2 separate regions of the Homo sapiens genome follow, and region 1 is linked to region 2. Evidence: chromatin loops called from intact Hi-C (ENCODE). Cell type or tissue: natural killer cell. All regions are shown on one strand. Links, peaks and the distances in the headings refer to the core of each region. The heading gives the core; the rest is flanking DNA. Region 1 overlaps HIVEP3 (HIVEP zinc finger 3). Region 2 overlaps HIVEP3 (HIVEP zinc finger 3).

Region 1 (10,964 bases), core at 1,711-9,710, 160 kb after region 2:
GCAGTAAATACTATCCAGGAAAAGTGTGCCTTGCAGTGAGAGAGCTGCTGGGAAAACGGCCTGGACAATCAGACTGCAGTGCTGTGAGCTAGATTGCCCTTCCCCTAGCCAAGAGGTGTCTCCCACCACCCTTCCCCTAAGCAGCATAAGAGTGAAACGGGGTGGACAGCTAATGCCCACTGACCTCCTGCTATGGACCACAGGCACTCTCCTGCGAAATGCTTGTGAGGTTGGTGACATCAACATTACACTAATGACAAAACTGAGCCTGAGAACTGCAACTCACCTGCAATGGTACACCTGACAGCAGAACCAGAACTTTCACTGAAGGCTTACCTCTCCAGGGCCAAAAGAGAACCTGTGACCCCACAGGATCGAGCCTGCCCCCTCAATGCCTGTCAGAGGCAGCCTGGTGGGTGCAGAATGTGATAGCAAGTTGCTGTTGGCACGGCCTGCTCTTCTGACAGCTCTGCAGGTTATTTCTCACAACTTTGCTGCCAGCTTCTCCCTGCCTGTCGCTGACCCCTGTCCCAGAGCCACCTCCATCTGGAAACACCCACCCCCCAACTCTAAAGTTGTAACCATACATACTTAAGCTAGAAAATTTAAAAGGACAAAGCAGAAAGGAATTAAGAAAAAAATGGAGTAACCTATTATTTTACAGAGAAATAATTTTAACATTTTGGATTAATTCCTTCACATACTTTTCTTTTGAGATGGAGTCTCACTCTGTCACCCAGGCTAGAGCAGTGCAGTGGCGAAATCTTGGCTCACTGCAACCTCTGTCTCCTGGGTTCAGGTGATTCTCGTGCCTCAGCCTCCCTGGTAGCTGGGATTACAGGAGCACACCACCATGCCTGGCTAACTTTTGTATTTTTAGTAGAGATGGGGTTTCATCACGTTGGCCAGGCTGGTCTCGAACACCTGGTCTCAAGTGATCCACCCACCTTGACCTCCCAAAGTCTTGAGATTACAGGTGTGAGCCACCACGTCATGAGCCCCCTCCAGTAATTTTCTATGCATTTAGATGCAGATACTGTTTGCCTGTCTTTAAAATGGTGTTGCACCAGACTAACTGTTTAGAGGTCCACTTCCCTGCTCAGCTGAGCACTGACACATGCAACCTGCCACCTGGGAGGATGGGCAGGCATTCCCGAAATGCCATCATGGCTGCTGCTAACCATCCCGGGATTGCAGGCAAGTGCGGCTGATGCAGAAGGACGTTGGGGAATGCGGACATCAGGGGTTTGCAAACTTGTGTTTCTCCCTCCACTGCCCATCCTGCCAGCCTCAGAAGGTTAGCCATGGAGGGTGGGCCAATCCCAACATACTCAAAAATTTAAAATCCTGAAGGGTTAGCATTGGAAGGGATTTTAGAGGCTATCCAGCCCAATCCCCTCACTTGCAAATGAGGAAAGCAGAGCTGAGAGAGATTTAGCTTGTGCTGGGTTCTAACAGTGGCTCCTTGCCAACCTCAGGCTCCTCCTGGTCTACCGTCTGTGCCTGGACTCTGCTCCAGCACCCCCACCCACCCACCCACCTGCCCCACTTGGCAGAGGGCAGCAGCCAGAGAAGGCAGGCCCAGGTGGGGGACAAGAGTCTCAGGACTCACCTTTCAAATTTAAAGAATCTCTCGTTACCATCACCATAACTCTTAGCCCAACCATTCCTCTTCAGATCCAAGGATATCTAAGTCTGACTGTGGAATTTTGTTGCGGAGGATTGGATACAGCTGTCAAATTCCAAAGGCATCCAGTACCCATGCTCTCCACAGAGCAGTCCCTTATTATACAAGCTCTGCACCAGCTGAGAACCATGTTCCAGTCTCATATTGCTCAGAATCTCCTCTGAGCTTCACATAACTCAGGCACAATCTCCCTGAATCATATGGCATAGGAAAGTCATGAGCAGTAAGACTTGGTTCAAGAAAAAATACCAAGTTCTGACCACTCAAAGTACCCTTAGGTGCTCTCATTCATGTGAGCTTTCCGTTTCCTGCTCTCCAGCCCCATTTCTTATTTGGGTTAGGGATCCCCTAGGGCTGCTCAGTGGTAGGGGGCCACTGAATTCAAAGCAGGCCACTGTACTCGAAGTAGATGGCTAGGAAAAAAAAAAGGGCCAGTCACAGTGGTTCATGCCTATAATCCCAGCACTTTGGGAGGCTGAGGCAGGCAGATCACTTGAGGTCAGGAGTTTGAGACCAGCCTGGCCAACATGGGGAAACCCTGTCTGTACTAAAAATATAAAAATTAACTGGGCATGGTGGTGCATGCCTGTAGTTCCAGCTACGCGGAGGCTGAGGCATGAGAATCACTTGAACCCAAGAGGCAGGGGGTGCAGTGAGCTGAGATCACCTCTGCACTCCAGCCTGAGTGACAGAGTGAGACTCCGTCAAAAAATAAAATAAAATCCTTCCTTCCTTCCTCCTTCCCTTCCTCCTTCCCTTCCTCCTTCCCTTCCCCCTCCTCTTCCCCTTTCCCTTCCCCCTTCCCTTCCATTCCCTTCCTTTCCTTTCATTCCCTCCCTCCCTCCCTTCTTCCCTCCTTCCTTCCTATTTCTGAGCACTTCTTTCCCAGGCACAAGGTAAACGAGCTTTCAAATATAGCACACTGAATACCCATGATAATTCTATAAAATGGATCCTATTCTTCCCATTTTAAAGATGAAGACCCCAAGGCTCAGAGCAGTGAGGTGCAGATTTACTGTGATGCTAAGGAAGAAAGTTTCAGGGCCCTGCCAGCATGGACCCCTTTCAAGGCCCTAGCAATATATTCTTAGAATCATGTAATTTTTAAATGAAATTTGCAGTAGTAAGATATTTTAACTGCAATTGATGAAGAGCACTGTATCTTTCAACTCTGATGTCTCCTCCTGATACATTTCCCCTCATGTTCATATTGAATGGTGTTACAGTAGCTATAGGTGTTTTGGGATCCAGCATAAGGGAAAGTTAATTTGGGGATAAATTTAGTTTGGGTGTAGTGGGATTTATGTCTATTGTTCACAGTCACGTTAATGCAAAGTCAAGTGATTGTTAGCTGTCCCCATGGCTTCCAGTGCTAAGCTTTCCACAACTCAATGGCTTTGAGACTCAAAGGTGCAATACCTGGCACCTGAGACATAAAAATAGGGGAGAAAAAATAGGATTGAAATATACAGAGCGGTCCGGGTGCGGTGGCTCACACCTGTCATCCCAGCATTTTGTGACACCGAGGCAGGCGGATCCTCTGAGGTCGGGAGTTCAAGACCAGCCTGACCAACATGGAGAAACCCTGTCTCTACTAAAAATACAACATTAGTTGGGTGTGGTGGCACATGCCTGTAATCCTAGCTACTCGAGAGGCTGAAGCAGGAGAATTGCTTGAACCTGGGAGGCGGAGGTTGTGGTGAGCTGAGATCGCGCCATTGCACTCCAGCCTGGGCAACAAGAGTGAAACTCCATTTCAAAAAAAAAAAAAAAAAAAAAAAAAAGAAGGAAAAGAAAAGAAAAAAGAACTATACAGAGCCAGAAGCTAGAGCATAGAACTTTCTTCCAGTCTTTGGACATGTGGAATTGAAGGAAAATTTAGTTTTCACTGATGCCTATTCGAAAAAGAAAGTTTTCTCCTATCAGAAATGTATTTGATAATATAATGAATACAGTTATAAATATACCAGACATTTTCCCCCTTTTTGGTGGGAATTACACAAAATATATTTTATCAAAATTCCTGTATTGTAGGACCCAAACCTATGGCAGTAAAACAAAAAAAAGTGGATGTCTGTGTCTGAAGCCATGTTTTATGCAATGTAACTATCAATAATAAAAAATAAATATTGTCAGTCATGCTAGAAGAAAAGCTAAATTTTCTTTGCAACCTCCCTTTAGAAAAATTACAAAATCACTATCATATGAAGAGGTGATCAAAGTGTATTCAGCCAAAATATATTCAGGGAAAAAAGTATTATGGAGGTTTCACAGGCAAATAATAAAAATATTTTGTTATTTTTCTGGATTTTATAAAGTTTGTGATACATGTCAGGTTTTAAAAACGTATATTGAATGTGATTTATTTTCTTATTCTAAATAAATATTCACCATGGTACCTAATTTTGTATTTGTAATTTTATATTCTTTTTCTTAAAGAGGTCCCCCAGTTGCTTAAACTTCAAGCCCTACAAAATCTCAACCCATCCCTGGAGGTGAAATAACTTTCCCAGCCAGGAAGTGGCAGACCCAGGACTAGAGAACTTGGTCCCTGACTTTGGGATCCCCTGAACTTCACACATTTGTGCCCAGTCATCCATAGGGCAGCCTGGGCTACAAGGGTCAGGGTGCTAGTGGAGAAGGTCAAAGGATGATGAATTTGTAAACTGGATACCATCACTGCAGCCAGCACATGTGGCTTCTACCTCACCTGAGCAGACAGCAAGAGGTTTTCTGAAGACCTGAGTATGCAACTGACAAATCCCGACTCTGTTAAAACCAAGTGCCCAGATTAAAGATAAATAGCCCCAAATCCCCAAACAATATAATTGAATCTGGTTTGATTCTTCTGGGTGTCACATTCCCTAAACTTGCACTGTCCAAAATGGTGGTCCTGGCCACATGCGGCTATTTAAATTAATAAAAATGAAATGAAATAAAAAATCCAGTCCTTCAGTTGCAGTAACCACGTTTTAAATACTTAATAGCCACATGTGGCCAGTGGTTTCTGAGTCAGACAGTGGAGATATAGAATGCTCCCATCACACCCCCACCCCAGGCTCTACTGTTAAGCCCAGCTGAACTTTTTTTTTTTTTTTTTTTTGAGACTGAGTCTCTGTCGCCCAGGCTGGAGTGCAGTGGCGTGATCTCAGCTCACTGCAAGCTCCGCCTCCTGGGTTCACGCCATTCTCCTGCCTCAGCCTCTCAAGTAGCTGGGACTACAGGCACCCACCACCACGCCCGGCTAATTTTTTTTTTTTTTTTTTTTTTTGTATTTTTAGTAGAGATGGGGTTTCAACATGTTAGCCAGGATGGTCTCAATCTCCTGACTTCGTAATCTGCCCACCTTGGCCTCCCAAAGTGCTCGGATTACAGGCATGAGCCACCACGCCCGGCCTAGCCCAGCTGATTTTAAACAGTCTTTACTAAGACATATCTAAGCCCTTCTTCTCAAGAAGAGTGTTTGCAGGTGAGTGTGGCCGATATGTGAGGAGAGAGGAGAAGGAGGAGAAAGGAAGGCCTATCCAGAGAGAAGAGAGGGACAGCCCAGCTGAGAAGGGGCCAAAGAGGGGGAAAAAGGAAATAGAACCTAAAGTGACTGAGGTGTTAGGCCTTGTAGAGAATAAGGGCATCATCAGATGTGAGCCAAGGAAATGATTCAGATCACACCTGACAGAATAAGGAGGATAAATTAGCTCCAGAATCAGTTATCACATACCTCATGTACCCCCCAACATACACACCATATACCTCACACCCCCCACACACATACCACACACACACATGCCCCCCACACCACATACCTCACACATGCGCACCCCCACATACCTCATACACATACCAAACACACACACACCACATACCTCACACATATACCACACACACATGCCCCCATACCACATACCTCACACACACACCACATACCTCACACACATACCCCACACACGTACACCATATACCTCACACACCACATGCCACATACACACACAAAGACCACACATGCCACACACACACACAAAGACCACACATGCCACACACACACCACATACCACATACACACACCACATACCTCACACGCTACACACACACACACACACCACACAACACATACACCACACACACCACACATACGCCACATACCTCACACACCAAACACACACAAGCACCACACACACACCCCCCACATACCTCACACATCACACACACCTCCATATACCTCACAAACACACATATCTCACACACACACACACCACATACACCACACACCCCACACCTCACACAGTCCCACCCCACATCCCCTGCTACACACAAACTCACACACTTTAAAGTGTGCTTTGCATTCCAAGTCTTTGCTGGGAAACCTTAGTTGCAGCTTTACGTGGCTGGAATATCAAAAGGCAGGAGTTGTGGAGTCACTGACAATAACATCATCCACCTTCTCAATGTCCCCGACACTGCCACCTCATTACCCAAAAGCCACTGCCATTCCAGACCTACGCAGAGTCTGAAGGGCAGCACCCCCTTCTCCTTGGGACTGGAGGGACACCTTGCCTCAACTCTCCTGCAGGGCCTGAGGTTAAACTCTCCTGTATTCCACCATCAAAGGACAGCATGGGGGACTCTAGCCCTTTTAATGGGCTGCCAAGAGCAAAAATTCACGCATTCTAGAGTATGAAAGCCCGGCAGGGTGGGCCTTCATTTCCCATATGTTAGTGTGTATCGATGGAGAGGGTAGGGAGCCCTGTGGGGAATGAGGGCACCCATTGTCCCCTGCAGAGCAGTTGTGGATGGAGCTCCTGTAGGAATAACGGACTCTGATTACCACGGTGACACTCCCAAGGTGATGGCTCTGGATAGGGTTTGCAGTCTCCTTTATACTCATCACTCCCATCTAATCCTCACAAGAACCCTGCTCCCCACTTAATGAACAAAGAAGCAGGCCTAGAAAGGCAAGTGGCTTGCCCGGAATTAACAATAATAGTTTAACCATAATAACATTGCCCCATCTGCTCACCATCCAATGAACAACTCAAGTGACAGCACAGTGGTTAAGAGAACAGATTCTGAAACAGATGTACCTGGTTCAAATCCTGGCTCGGCCAATGACTAGCTTTGTGCCACTGGGCATGTGATTCAATTACCCTGTGCCTCAGTTTCCTTGTCTGTAAAATGGGGATGATGATAGTCCCTACCTCATGGGTTGCTGTGTGGTTTAAATAAATTTTCACATGTAAATTACTTAGAACCAAGCCTGGAATGCTCAGTCAGCACTCCTTAAGTGCTGGCTGCTTTGGTGCAGGCTCTGAGCACAGAGACAACCAAACATAGCACCTGCCTCCAAGGTACTTACAGCCTAAAGGGAGAAACAGAAAAGTGAACAAGAGCTAGGGTAGAAAAGATGCTCGGGGCACAAATGAGGGACCTGGAATCCAGGAAGGGCCTGATTCCTGGGCCAAGTGACAACTGGGTTGAGTTCTGAAGAGCCACAGTACAGGCACTGTGACAGCCCTTATTTATGTTTTCCAGCTTTTATTGTAGATTCATGTGCAGGTTTGTTACCTGGGATTATTGTGTGATGCTGAGGTTTGGGAGATGAATGATCCATGGCCCTTTTTATATAGTTTGTCATTTAATCCTTGGACCATTTTACAAATGAGGAGCCTGAGGCTCAGAGAAGTTAAGCAGCTTCCCCCGGAAAACCAACTTGGTAAGTGGTGGAGCTGGGATTCAAGCCCACATTTGTCTGATTCCAGAATCTTACTCCAAGTCTGGGCAAGGCGTGGGCTGGCCAGGCAGCTGCCTGAAGGGCAATTGTCTATAACCCTGGGGTCAGGGGGATGAGAAATGTGAGGCCTGTTAACCCAGGTCTCTGGGCAAGCTTCCTTATATAACCTGCACATTGTCAACGCTCCACTCAGGCAGCTCTCCCATTCCTTACTACATAATTATTAGATAATGCATAAGGGAGAGGTTTGAATGACTAGCCTGCCTGGGAGGCTGCCTCTCTACGGTCCTGCTTCCACCACACGGGAGCCCTGAAACGAGCAGGCCAGCTGGAGAGGTGGCCAACACATTCCTCACCCAGAGGCTCCGGGCTCCCCAGATGGCCACTGCCACCTGACCACACAGAGTCACTTTGCCAGAAGGACTGCCCTGCTTTAGGCCTGATCTGATCTTTTTCCAGGAAACTCGTCTGGTGTAAGATTTATGTGTCCAAACTTGCCAGCCTTCCCCTTTCACCCTGGACTAACAGGGACAAGAATTCTAATCAATGTGCAGGAACACAGAAAAAAAACAGGGAAACAGCAGGCAGGCCCAACCCCAAAAGCCCCAAACTTATTTCCCAATTTTGGGTTGCACATGTATTTCTACTCACATAAGACAGTTTGCATCCAACTGGGGGGAATTTTGAGTTTCAATTAAACTTTGCTAAAATACAAAACTCATTTCCCCTTAACTGTGCTTCCTGACAATGAAGTGGTGGTGTCACGGGGCAGAAGGGCTGATGGTGTGGGTTACCACAGCAAGGTCCATGCTGCAAAGACGGGCTGCCCCTCCTGCTCTGGGAGTCAACGCTTCCTGGGTCCACCAGGCCCAGCATTTCCACAGGCTGTCATCGGTGTGTCCCCAGCACAGCACCTAGCTAGATCTCAGCAAATGATTTGAATGTGTGGGGCTCCCTCCAGGTAAGAAAGGAACCCCTGCTCACGGCACTCCCCAGAAGTCCTTGGTAACTCACTTTCTCTTTCTGTTCTGAACATCCATTCGGGCTGGTTTAAAGCACAGCTCGCTCAAGAGGCAGCCCTCCAGAGGAGATCGGGGTTAATTACGTTTACTGACAGCTGTCTTCTTTCTCCTACAGTCACTTCTTCCCATGTCCTGATTTCATTGCTTGTGAAAAGAGATGGCCTTCCAATGGGAAAAGGCAAGGAGTAAAACTCACGAGAGAAAGCGTCCTGGAGATTTTAAGGAGAAAGGCACATCGGTTCTGCCAGCACAAGAGCTGCCTGTTTCCCTATCAGATATCAACACTCATTTAGTGCAAGGGTGAATATCACCTTTCTATTGAAAAGAAATAGAGTACCCTAGGAAAATAGCTTGCATCAAAACAAGAGAAAAGTAGGTTCTGAACCAGAACTAAAATATTTGGACACCGAAGCTGTGACTACTGATGCAAAGCCATTAACCCATAAAAACAAACATTCAAACAAGACACTGCATAGCTCTCTTTAAATGAGTCCAAACACCAGAGCTTTATCTTAAAACAAATAAACAACAACAACAAAAAATTCCTTTCCCCATCCCATCTCCACCCACCCACTAGGAGTAAAACATATTGCTAGCTCTGAGACTTTTCTAAGAACTTGGTCAGAGACACTGAGCGGCTGGTCAATATATTTCTTACAAATGGGGCTTTGAGAGCGGAACTAGCAGCTGGGTGCCAAGAACACAGTGGCTCTGCTCACATCTCACATATGCCCAGACGCTCTGAACCACAGCCTACCACTGCTGCCACAGGTTCAAGTTCTGAAACCCAAAGAGAGCACAGAGAAGGCAGGAAGAGAAGAAAAAAAGACCCAGATGTTGCAAATCAGAATAAGTGCTGAGTGAGGCAGTATCATGACATGGCAACGATAAATGTTGAACGTTGGCTCTCCTCTTGTCAGCTGACCCCTCTGCTCTGGGACCCTTCACACTGTGACTCCAGTTAAATCAACCAGCTGTGCCTCCAAGAAAGGCAGCATGGGTCAGTGTGGCTGCCTGGACTCTGCTGCTGACAGCTGCAGAGAGAAACTCAAACCAGCCACATAGCCTGGCCCACCTTATAGTCTGAACGTGCCCAGCCAAAAAGAAGAAAAGAAAACAGCTCAAAAAACAGCAAAGGCTGGGTACGGTGGCTCATGCCTGTAATCCCAGAACTTTGGGAGGTTGAGGCGAGCAGATTGCTTGAGCTCAGGAGTTCAAGACCAGCCAGGGCAACATGGTGAAACCCTATCTCTAAAAAAAAAAATGCAAAAATTAGCTAGGGGTGGTGGCACACATCTGTAGTCCCAGCTACTCGGGAGGCTGAGGCAGGAGGACAGCTAGTGCCCGCAAGGTTGAGGCTGTAGCGAGCCATGTTCGTGCAACTGCACTCTAGCGTGGGTGACAAAGCAAGATCTCGTCTCAAAAAAAAAAAAAAAAAAAACAGAAAAGCAAAAAACCCACAGCTGAGAAGCCTCTGGCTCAAACCCACATACAGAAGCTTGTCGGCTGCTGTGTGTACACATACCAGCCACCATGATCCTGGCCTTCTCTGACCATTGGTCTGTAAGGAAATAAGGTGATAAGTGGGAACTGGGCTCTGAACCCTGGAACTGAGAAGTCAGGCTGCTGCAAAACTCTCCAGGATATTAATCCCTCTCTCTGCCCAGTGGTTTTCAACTGGGGGCAGTTTAGCCCCCCTAGGGAACACTCATCAATGTCTGAAGACATTTTTGGTTGTCACATCTGGGGGTCAGGGGGTTGCTATCGCTACCTAGTGGGCCCTGGTAGAGGCCAGGTTTGCTACTATACCTCCTACAATGCCCAGGACAGCTCTCACAACAAGGAATCATCTGGCCCAAAATGTCAATGGTGCCAAGGCTGAGAAACCCTGCTCTAGAGCCTAAGAGTGCTGGGCTCAAATTCTAACATCACTGCTGACTAGCCCAGGGGCCTTTGTATAACTTACTTCACCTGTCAGAGCCTCAGGTTTATATATATGTGTGTGTGTATGTGTTTGTGTGTGTGTATATAGATATACATATATATTTATATTCATATATACATATTTTTATATATTATATATTTATATATTAAATATGCATATTTATATATAATACATTATATAACATATAATATATATTATATATGAATATGAAAAAATTATATATTATATATTATATATGAATATGCATATATAATATTTATTTTTTATATATATATATATAAATTGTCTTTCTGAGACGAAGTCTCACTCTGTTGCACAGGCCAGAGTGCAGTGGCATGATCTCAGCTCACTGCAACCTCCACCTACTGGGTTCAAGTGATTCTCCTGCCTCAACCTCCTGAGTAGCTAGGATTACAGACACTCGCCACCACACCAAGTGCAGGGATTACAGGCATGAGCCACCATGCCCAGCCTATTTTATATATTTAACAAAACTTATGTAGCAGTTTCTAAGTACCAGGCACTATTCAAAGCAGTTCATACATATTAACTCATTTAATCTTCCTAATCACCCTATGCTGTAGT
Region 2 (10,964 bases), core at 2,009-10,008:
TAACCCCAGAGGCCATGGGGAGCTATTAAAGGATTTTATTTGGGGAATGACGTGACCAGGTTTGTGTTCTAGAAAGATCCCCCTGGTGCACTATGGGGAACAAATTAGAGGGGGCATGGTGGTGGCAGATAAAAGCAGCTACAGAAATCCAGGTAAGACAAGGCTGTTAGCAGTAGGAGTGACAGGAAGGGACACATCTGCCAGATCTTGAGTCACTTGATTTTCCTTGGGGGTTGGGGGATCAGGAATGAGCCCTGAGTTTGGGTCATCTCATCCCTTCCATGGGGCCCCTCTCTTTCCTGCCACCATCCCCATCCTTATCCCATTGTTGTAACGGAAAGTCATGGAATTCTTGGGGGAACTCCATGAAATACTAAAGTTCTGGTTCCATCACAAGAACTGGGAACAATTTTCACTAGCAGAAAATGCACCCATACCATAAAATCATACACACACACACACACAGCCACCACACACACACACACACACACACACACACAGCCACCATAAAAAAATATGCTGCAAAACTCCGCAGAATTGGCTGGTTTTGATATTCCTCATTAATATTTGTTTGCTACTTGTACATTTCATTTTATTGCCTATGAGCACTCATTAGCAGTCAAGCAGTAGCAAGTGCCCAGAGCTTATGAAAAGCCAATGGGAGAAAACTAGAAGAATGAGATAATGATAAGTAATAACTTTGTCCTTTACTGCAAATTGGGAAGAGCTAGGTATTGGTTTAGTGTAGGAGTGAAACATCTCAGCACAGCCCTCAGAGCCCAGGGTCAGGGTTAGGATTAGGGTTAGCACTTTCATAGGTTTCTTCTGGTCAAGGCTGGAAAGCAATCTGATTAACTAGATCATGGTAAGGAATGAATGACCACCAGAGTAGCTTAATCCTGCCTGGAGGTACTAGCAGCTCGGCTTTAGAGATGGAGAGGAAGTAAGCTTTCCCAACTTCCTTCAAATGCTATAATCTGCCTGTAAACTCAGAGGATAATACAGATGTTAGTTTCTCTTGCGATAATAATATCATGAGGGGGGAGGGGCAGCTCGAGGATGAATCTTTTTCTCCAGGTTTGCAGCGGTAGCTTGAAGTAGTGTCTTGGGGTGGACTCTGACATCCCCTTCCACCACTATCCACTGTCACCTTCCGAAGCCACTCCAAATGAGCAAACATAAACTCTAGGTTAAAAGTGTGCTTATTCTACAAATGCAGCTTCAAGATAAGTCTTCTGTATGTTCCCACCCCTCACCAGAATACTGTCCCTGGGATCCTCCTCTGAGAACAGTTGGCAAAGCTGGTTGGTCCCCTTAGGGAGAAAAGGGCTGGCCTTCATATGGAATGCCTAGGGCTGAATAAACAATCAGATGGGGTTTCCTTCCTGACCTACTACTGCTGCCAAGTAAAGTGAACAGAAACGTCCACCACAGAAGGCCATTCTCCAGATGAGAAAACCAAGGATCAGAGAACAAAGACTTGGCTTGGATTACATATGCAGGAGGTTCCTGCACATCTGGCCACACCTACCCTTTCTGGCTCTTTGGGACATATGATGGAGACTGGAGGCTTCCAACTCTGAGCTGATGCACGGGTAATGGACAGGGGCAGCTCCACGTCAGTGAGACGTGATGCATTAAGATGCTGATACCATGGAAAAAACTGGGAGGTGTGAGCCCCTCCCCAGCCATCACACACAGGCCAAACATCTGGTCTGCACTAAGGGCACCTGCCAAATCTCGCCTGAGGCCATGAACTCCAGCCCAGGTGAGACGGTTCTGTTCCTTTGCAAGGGTGGCCCCTAGGCCTGGACAAGGCTGAGGTGAGAGTCCGGCTGGGGCTCAGCAGAAGCCTGTGAATGACTCCGGTTGTGCTCTCACACCAAGACAAAGAATAGCACTGGCATCTCCCACCTGAAGTTTCACAATGGTCTACTTAGCCTTTCTCACCCACAATCCCACACCAACTCAGGGAAGAAAGACCAGCTGTTTGTTTTCCTACTTGGCAGAGGAGGAAACTGAGGTTCAGAGTGGTCAAGTGACCTGCCCAGAGTCATACAGCAAGTGAATGAGAAAGGCAGAATTGAAACCCAAGACTCAACACTTTTTACCATCTTTGAATGAAACAGCTGACCCTAAGCAGGATGGGCACATAAGAGGCACCTCTCATGCTGTGAATGGCATCCCTGAATCAAGAACGCTTCGGGACATGCAGACATGCAGCTGGGCCCCTAACTGGTTGCCACTTATCAGCCGATGTCTCCTCACTCCTGCCACAAGCCTCTCCCAGTCACAGGGACAAGGGAATGATGGTTCCTTACAAGGAATAGCTGTCAAGAGGCAAGAGAACAGACATCTCTTTTTCCTGAATTATGTTAGAGCCCAGGAGGGATGTTCAATCTTCAAGGGCATGTGCGGACCTACCTAATGCAACAGCAATGGAATAACTAAGAATTCCCAGGACTTCCCACCTCCCAAAGCCCAAACTATTGTCTGTGCTGATGGTAACTGCTCGCTCCAAGATGAATGGGCAGAAGCTGGGATGAAAGGCCCAGACACATAGGACTGATAAAGCAAACAGGTTCAGTGTCCAGCATCCGTATGGAAACTCCATAAGAGGCAAGGGCCAACAGTCCTCTGTCCCTTCCTCCAGTGACCCCCAAAAGACAGGCAGGCACTATCAGATCTCCAGGATAGGCTCAACAATACTGGAAAACAGGTGTATTGTCCCCATTTTGCAGATGAGGACATAGTGGCTCAGAGAGATGAGTTGACCAGTCCCAGGGTCATTTTAAGACCCAAGCTGCATTACTTTTGGAAGCCTCCCCGACATTCTATAAAATTTATCCCTTGCTGAATGTAATATTTTGCTGGAAAACAACTATACATTTAAAAGATAATTTTGTTTTTGAAGTGATTTTCAGTGAGTAACCTGTAGTATGAATGATATGCTCTGATTTCTCAGCAGTCATTGTCTGCAATCAGGAACCTTGGCAAGGTGAGGCATGCTAACCCCCAAAAGGAGGGCTGTTTCTATAAAAACTAAATCATACAATTCATTATGCTTGAGTATATTAACTAAATATTAATTTTGATGAGCAGTTTTCATATTTTGAAACCAAACCTTTTTCTTTTCATGTCTCAAGCATTTTCATGAGCCCTCGAGAAGCCACATGGGCCCATGGTGTCTCCCGGGTAAATCAAACCCGGGATGGACCTGAGATTTGAACACAGGTCTACTTCCAAAACCAGGGCTCCTTCCTCAATGTCTGGCTGCCTCCAAGAGTCAAGGCACCATCTCTAAGTTGTAACAGGGAAACTACCAAATAGAACCAGCAGGCAAGCAGGCATGAAGGGGGCTGGAAGTGAGGCCCTTTGAGAAGCTGTTACAGATTTTGTAGATGTTTGATCATAAACAGCCATGGCAGTGGGTGACGTTTACACACCCGCTCATGTTAAGTCCCACAGTTACCTCCTTTTGAGCGTGGAGGGGTTAGGAAACTCCCAGTGTCACATAGATAGCAAGTGGCCTCACCACGATTTGAACTGGGGGAGTTGTGCTCTGGAGTCCAAAATCTTAACTGCTCTGGGATACTGGGACACTGGAGCAGAAGGATTTGGGGCAAGTCTGGAGAGGCCCAAGTGCAATACTGAGACATCTAGAACAATAGGAGAGAGGAGATCAGTTCTTTTGGGGAAGGTCAAAGATAGAGGACAGGTGTGGAGGCTGGCAGGTCTCAGCTGACTAGAGAGAAGAACTTTCTTAAAAAAGGCAGAGCTGTCGAACAATGGAGGGCTGCCCTACCCTGAGTGTTGAGTGCCTGGTGGCTGGCAGTCTGCAGGGAAAATGATGCCTCTGTGCTGGGCATGGGGGCAGGGGCTCTTGCTGTGGTAGAGGGCTGTACATATGGACTCCAGAGGGCGTAAGTGATAATCCTCTCTTCCTTTCTCAGAACCACCTTTCTACAGGCTTTGGTGTCTCAGCGCGGGAGGCACAGATGGCGAGGTCTGCCTTTGGCCAGGTGTGGGCGCCCAGTGTTGGGGGAGAAGACTGCAGGCACAGAAGACTGAACTCACAGGCAGGTCCGGAGATGCAGAGCTGGTGTTCACTGGGTTTTTCTATGTGCTAGTTACTGGAGCTTCACGTGTGTCATCTCCTTCTCTCCTCACACTCTCTGAGGGTGGACTTCCTCCCATCTCATAGATGAGAAAGAGCCTGGGGCCCAGAGAGGCTAAGCAGGGAACCTGGGGCTGCTTGGGATCCTAGGGCGATCTGACAGCCACCTCAGCTTCCCCACCACGAGGGATGAAGCCGGGAGGCAGCCCCTTCCTGTGCCTGACCCCTACCAGCTGGGAAATGTGGCCCAGGCAGGCAAGGCCTCTGGGGATCCCAAAGTGGCAGCAGGCAGTGGGAGCTGAGCAGAGAGGAGTAGGGGTGGGCTGGGGGGACACTGCCAGACGGAAATGAAAGTGGCCTTGAGAAAAAGGAACGAGGGAAGAAAAGCAGAAACTAAAACAAGTGACAAAGAAAACGAGAGTGTCCAGAGGAAGTGGCTGAGGGGCGCGGCGCCGCCGGAGGAATCCCCCGCAGACCGGTGTTTCCTCTCTTCTCAGAGGCCTCGGGGTGGAGGACTAGCTGACCAACTGCTCCGTCACTTTGGGCCAGAGGCAGCCCGGGTGACTTTGGCAAGCATGGCCTCATCCCGCCAGCCTAGGAAGGAGCACCAGACACAGAGCCCCAAGCCCTGGGCTGGAGTCGTAGTCAGCTACTTCCTGCTGGGTCATTCTGGGACATTTATTAGACCTCTCTAGTACCCAGTTTCCTATCTATAAAATGGGTATAACCATCCTGAGCCCACCACACTGCTGGAAGGATCTCCTGAGCAAATGCCCTCATCCAGGGCCTGACGGGTGCATGTTGGGGTAGGTGGGCTGTGCACACAGCGGCAGGGTGCACCTTCAGGATACCTGGGGAACAGACAGGGAGAGTATCCACCATCTTATTGTTGAACAAGAATGCATCAACGCTTGCTGGTCCTTAATCACCCTAGGCTTTGTCAGGCCTGGGAACAAAGGGCTGAATAAGGGCCAGTCTATTCCCAATTACAGACTCTGCATGCAACTCCAGTTCCTTATCCCAGCTCTCCTACTTGGTAGCTGTGCAACCTTGAGCAAGTGACTTGACCTCTCTGAGTATCTTTCTTCACCCATAAAGCTAGAACAATAAGCATATCTGTCTTCTAGGTTGCAAGGAATAAATGAGACCACACTCAATCCAAAGCCAGGCACAAATTCCTCAGCCCCAGCCCAGGGAGTGCCCAGCCTAGAGGGGAGCTGGAGTCCAAGGACATGAGCAGGCTGTAATGATAGACGGCACCCAGGCCTGGGGCACTCAGTGCTGGGCAGGGGATGCGGGGCTGGTTCTGCCAAGGCGACAGAGCAGGGGGAGTAAGGGGGGGTGAAATGTAATCCCAAGGGGACAGCATGAGCAAATGTGCAGGGGAGGGGCCAAAGGCGATATGCTTGGGATCTGCAGAGGGTGGATGAGGCCAGACTTGTTCTCAATCTACAGCCCCACTGACAGTTCTCAGACTGGCCCTGGAAGTGATACGGGCATGCCACTGGGGATGCTACAGTCAGCTCTTAATGCAGGGCTGGCTTCTAGGGTCAGCTTCTACAGCCAGACTTGCCTAGGCTGCAGTTTGTCTCCAGACAGACACGGGAATTCCCCCAAGGGGTGGGCATGGTTCTTGTGAACTGCTGTGGCCTGGGACTGGGCTTAGAGTACAGGCAGCTGCTGCGGTGAAGGTGTCAGAAGGCACAGGCTAGGGTCCCAGAGAGGTTTAGGAGGGGGTTTCTCTGCTGGGTGTTTGCTCAGTGCTGGATGGTGGGTGCTGAGGGCCTCATTTGCATAGGGAGAGCAGCTGCTGTCCCAGCCACACTGCTGCCCACAATCTCCACGTGGCTGCAATCTCGCTCTCAGTCACCATCTCCCACATGGACTAGGGGTTACCCAGGCTGCCTTGGCCACGTGCTTCCCCCAACACACAGCCATCCAGGAACAACCAGAAATCAGACTACTGTCTCCGCCACCCTCAGGGGTTCCATTCAGGGAGTCCACCTCCCAAGGTGGCTGTGGGAATAAAACGAGATCCTGGGGGAAGCAGAGAGCCCAGTGCACAGGGGTGATCAGTAACCGGCAGCCCCTTTCCCTGCCTTTCCCTCTACTTCCAACATTATGTTGTGAAGAACAGGGCAGACCTGGGCCCATGCTATCTCTCACCCTGGCTCTGTGACTTGAGGCAACTCACTCCAACTCTGTAAATCAACTGCTCATCTGCAAAACTGGCAAGAAACTGAGAAGGCACTGGTTCTCAGATTGGCAAAGCTCATCGTCACTGCCTCACTCCCTCAACTCTATGTCCAGGGACCACGGGTTTCCCAGGGTTCCCAAACTTGCTGTTGGCAAAGGGCCTGATATCCGTCACTGACCTTTTTATTCTGAATGGGTCCCCGTTGACTTTAAAGCTGGAATATTCTTAGAGGAATTCTAAACTCCTCCTTTCCAACTCCCTACTCATTTTACAGAAGGAGAAAGTGAAGAGAAGAGAGGGAGAAGGGCCCTGACCGAGGCCACCAGCTTGTAAGTAGCAGCCCTAGGCTTGGGACCAGGGCCTCCTGAAGGTGACAGTCCTTTCAGCCATGTGTCCTTGTTCCTCTAGTTACCTCCAATTAACTCTAGGTAACCCAGCCCAGTCTTTGATTCTGTGTTGAAAGGTGCGAGGTGCTGGAGCCGGGAAGAGGTGCGTTCTTGCTCTCGACAGGAAGTGTCATGTGAGTTTCCGGTTCCCTCTCCTCCACTACCACTCTGGATCCTCACACCAGCCCACAGAGGGAGACAGGAAGGGAGGCACAAAGGCAGGGCAGGGAATACTGTGCCTGTTTTCCAGATGAAGACACGAAGGCCAAGAGAGGGAAAGTGAGTCGGCCAAGGTCCTCCAGCTAGTCGGGGTTGAGCGTGTTTAACCTTAGGAAACGTGACTGCAGAGCAAGGGGCTTTCATCTTCCTGTGGGAATTCGCCCCCTTTCTCACAGGGGCCCTCAAGAGACTAGGCAGGCTCCTCCTGCAAAGGATTCCTCTTTGTCCATTTGAGAGGCCTCACCCCAGGCTCTAGGAGCTGACATGATTCAGCTCAAGGAAGACTCAGTATGAAGGGAGAACCAGGAACCTGGGCCTCTGCCCCTCACCTGTGGCCTTGAACAGGTCACTTCTCCCCTCAAGCCTTGGTGTCCTCCCCTGTAGAGCTGAGGGGGTGAGGAGTAGATGAGCTGATCCTTCAGTTTGCTGCCCTCTTTGACCCGGAAGTGCTGGGCCTGCACAACCCTGCATCCCTGGCACCAGTGCTCCTAGCCCCACCCTGCTCCAGATGCCCAGTGCCTGAAGAGCCAGCTCCCCATCAGCACTCAGTCCTGGGGCAGAGCCAGGCCTGGCAATGCTGGGGGAGACCCTGGAGGGGAACATCATGGGCCACCAGGGGCACGCTGCAAATGCAGCAACTAATGCACCAGGGGCGCCAGGGTGCAATCTATCTAAGCAGTTCTCTCACGCTCTTTGCACGTTAATAATGCATGGGCAGCCGGTGTGGGGGCCATCACAGGCCCAACGTCAGGTGGCATTAGGAGGCCTCTAATGGTCCTGATTATCCGGTGAAGGCTCCCAGTGGGATGTGGGCAGCATGGGCAGGAAGCCAGGATTCCGGGCACTTAGACCCCACAGGTGGGAGGCTGGGGGGTGGGGCAAGAGGACAGCTTCCATAGGCCAGGGTCCTATTCAGGGGATCTAATGGGACTAGCTGAGGCTTCCTGTGGGGGGTGAATTTGTTTGTGAAGAGGAGCAAGGACGCAACTCCCACAGCCAGATCACAAAGAAAGTGGGAAGTCAGAAACCCAGGGCTGAGTGAAACCTCTTAAAATCTCTCCTCTGTGGCGTCTCTGACCAGTGGCTCTGCAGCAAGTGCCTCTAGGGACAAGGAACTCACTACCTCCTAGAGTGACACATGCCCATTCTTTGAACAAGTGTGACTGCCGGGAAAAAGGTGTACTGCGTACAGCTGTCAAGAATGCAAATGCCACTGAGTGTTGGGGGCATGGGTAAGTTGGATAAAGGGGCTGATTTGAGAGACAGAGGTGCTGGGTTCTAATACTGAGGATTCTCCTTGTCCTCAGGCAGCTCCGGAGCCATCAACCTGGCCAGTCTTCACAGCCTACCCCAGTGGCAGACCCCCTGAATCCACCCCAGGGCCCCAGTAAGCCCCCGTGAACCTGTGAACTTTGCATTTCTATGCTCAACACTCAGGGTGAGCAGTCCAGAAAAAACAACCCATGCACAGCAGGTGCTGGGGGTAGTCAGGCTTCAAGATGCCTCCAAATGGTTCTCATCTCTGAGTATTCACACTGAATGGAACTGACCTATGTAACTAACAGGATGTCGTGGGAATGACAGGCATGACTTCCATGGCTAGGTCATAAAGAGATTGTGGCTTCTACCTTGCTCTCTCTTGGACCCCAGTTGCTGGAGGAAGCCATCTGCCATGTCAAACAGCCTATGGAGATGCCCATGTGGGGAAGAATGGAGGTCCCCTGCCAACAATCAGCTTTGACATGCCAAGCCTGTGAGGGAGCCATCTGGAAAGGGAGTCTTCCAGCCCCAATCAGGCCTTCAGATGACTGCAGCCCTGGCCAGCTCCTTGACTGCAACCTCATGACAGACCTTGAGCAAGAACTGCTCAGCTAAGCTGCTTCTGAATTCTTAACCTACAGAAATGTCTAATGCTTTAAGAAGCAAAGTATGGGGTAATTTACCACATGCAATAGATAACAAAACCATGTGCAATAAATACTGGTTAAACAAGTGAATGATTCCCCTGACCGAGTGTTTCTCTATGGAAGGGTCTGGCATGGAACCAGGCCCTCTGGGGCCTATGGGGGATGGAGAGGAAACAAAAGATGAGGACATGGTCCTCTAGGAAGGCTGTGGCATGTGGTGGGGAATGACAGGTGCAGACCAGAGGGAGCAGTGTGAGAGCTTTGGATGGGCTAGACTATGTGGGGAAGATGAGGAAGGAGTTCTGAGAGAGGGGACCACATGAGCCATGGTGCAGCTTGGGCCGGACGGGGAGCATCAGCAGAGGCGGGTTCTCCAGTGGCTCTCATCTTGACTGCTGTATCCCTAGCCTCCCTGAGACAGCTACTATTATCATCTCAATTTTGTGGATATGGAAACGGAGATTAAGCAACTCGCCCAGGGTCAAAACGCTGGGAAATGATGGAGCCAGGATTTGAACTGAGGAGACCATGGAACAGAAAACTAGCAGAGGGCGGTCTTAACAAGGCCCAAGGAGATGAGGCTCCCCAGCAGGGTGACTGAGGGGAGGGCACACAGGTGCTAGGGAAGGTGGCCAAGGAAAGGCCACTGGGGCTGGTACTATAGGAGCATAGAAAGGCAGGGGAAAGTAGCCTTGGGGTGGGGGGTGACAAAGGCCCTGCCTGAGTTGAGGACTACATGGCTTTGTACCCAAGCCACTCTTACCCCAGCTGGAGCCTCATGTCTCTCCCAGGATGCTCTTGCTGGGCTCTGTGCCTGGGCTGACCAACTCCCTTACACAGCTCTGCCTACTCCCCATCATACAGCACCTGGACCGCGACGCTCTATCCCCGAGGACAAGGCCTGCCTTCCCCCAACAGAACCCCAAACACTTCAAGCTACAGTCTCCAGAGACTCTCTTCTCCAGAGGGCCCTGCAGGGATCAGATGGGACTGGGGGTCGGTAGGAGGGCAGAGGACACCAGGTTTCAGTCCCCATGGGAGGCAGGAGCATCCCCAGCCTGCCTAGTCCCCAGGATCTGGTTCACCCATGTCCCTAGGACCCAGCCCTGGGCCTGGTACACAGCAGGTACTCAATACATGTGCATGGAATAAATAAACCAGCAGATGCAGAACTCCATCCTGCAAACACAAAGCAGTTCAGAGCACACTGGGAAATCACATGGAGGAAATGTTCTGGCCATGAATTTTCATGCTGGTCCCTGATAATCCAGGTCTTTTCTGTCATTGCCCCCAGGGACTGCTGGCATCTTCCCGGCTGCACTGGGCAACACTCCATATGGGGCTGTGCTGAGACATAGTGACAGAGTGGAGGGGGTGGGGAAGATGAGAACACAAGCAGGGGCAGAGCCAAGGGATGGGATGTCCTTGGATTCTGAAACCCGAGTGCTGACAGCCAATGTCCAACTCCCAGGTACCAAGTGGTAATTACTGTGAAAAGCAGACAGCTTGACAATGGAGGATGTAGATTTCACCCAAGGCCTTACCTTGAACCCTCCCCCAGTCACATCACAGGCCATAGGGCTTGTGGGAAGGGTCCTTAGTGGCCATCCAGCCTCTCCCTATATCCAAGAGGAAACTGAGGCCCGGCCAGGAGCCGAGACCCTCAAAGCTCACCTGAGAGTTGGTGGTGGAGTTAGAACTGGAAGCCAGAGCTCCCATCTCCTATTCTGTCGCTCACCAAACATGGCCTGGCTCTTGGGGCGTTGCCCTGGGAGACAAGCCTGTGCTCTGAGGGTCCACTGTGGCTGAGTGACTTAGGGGAATTGGTTCTGCAAAAGAAAGTGCCAGGCAGGGAAGCAGCAACCAAGGGACTGGAAAGAGGAAAGGGATGTGGGGAAGGCTCTGGGACAGGCCTCCCTGGCTCCTCACTCTCTTTGTCCCCCTGCCACCTTCTCAGAAGCACTCTCAGCATCCCAGGCCAGCCTCCAGCCCAGTCCTTCTCCCAGGCTGTTCCTCGGCTCTCAAGGCCTCAGCTCCTCCAGGTGTCCCACTCCTCTCAACCTCCAGCCCCTGCACAGAACTCACACTCCCCGCCCTCTCCCCCAGCACAAGCTCACAGTCCCCACTCCCTGGTCCAT

Evidence for each region. Peaks named below come from ENCODE experiments on the same cell type or tissue, not always from the same donor. Only the 100,000 strongest peaks of a DNase experiment are listed, where the experiment ranks them.
Region 1: a loop joins it to region 2, with 9 times the contacts of the local background. A loop is called at or near these places in 2 of 110 quality-filtered maps.

What each region holds. Positions count from the first base shown.
Region 1 is chr1:41,883,268-41,894,231 of GRCh38, forward strand. The region is part of intron 1 of HIVEP3 (HIVEP zinc finger 3); the gene reads right to left. Among named protein-coding and RNA genes, the nearest start is that of HIVEP3, 30 kb to the right of the region's middle. RefSeq lists a silencer at 4,847-5,056 and an enhancer at 8,190-8,489. In natural killer cell, for the core only: CTCF peaks have their summits at 8,595 and 8,799; DNase peaks (open chromatin) are centred at 8,434 and 9,174; H3K4me3 peaks cover 1,730 bases; H3K27ac peaks cover 3,541 bases.
Region 2 is chr1:41,723,032-41,733,995 of GRCh38, forward strand. All of the region lies in intron 1 of HIVEP3 (HIVEP zinc finger 3), which reads right to left. Among named protein-coding and RNA genes, the nearest start is that of HIVEP3, 190 kb to the right of the region's middle. RefSeq lists enhancers at 5,326-5,395, 10,227-10,728. In natural killer cell, for the core only: no CTCF peak of the experiment used is centred there; DNase peaks (open chromatin) are centred at 4,000, 4,560 and 5,900; H3K4me3 peaks cover 645 bases; H3K27ac peaks cover 2,670 bases.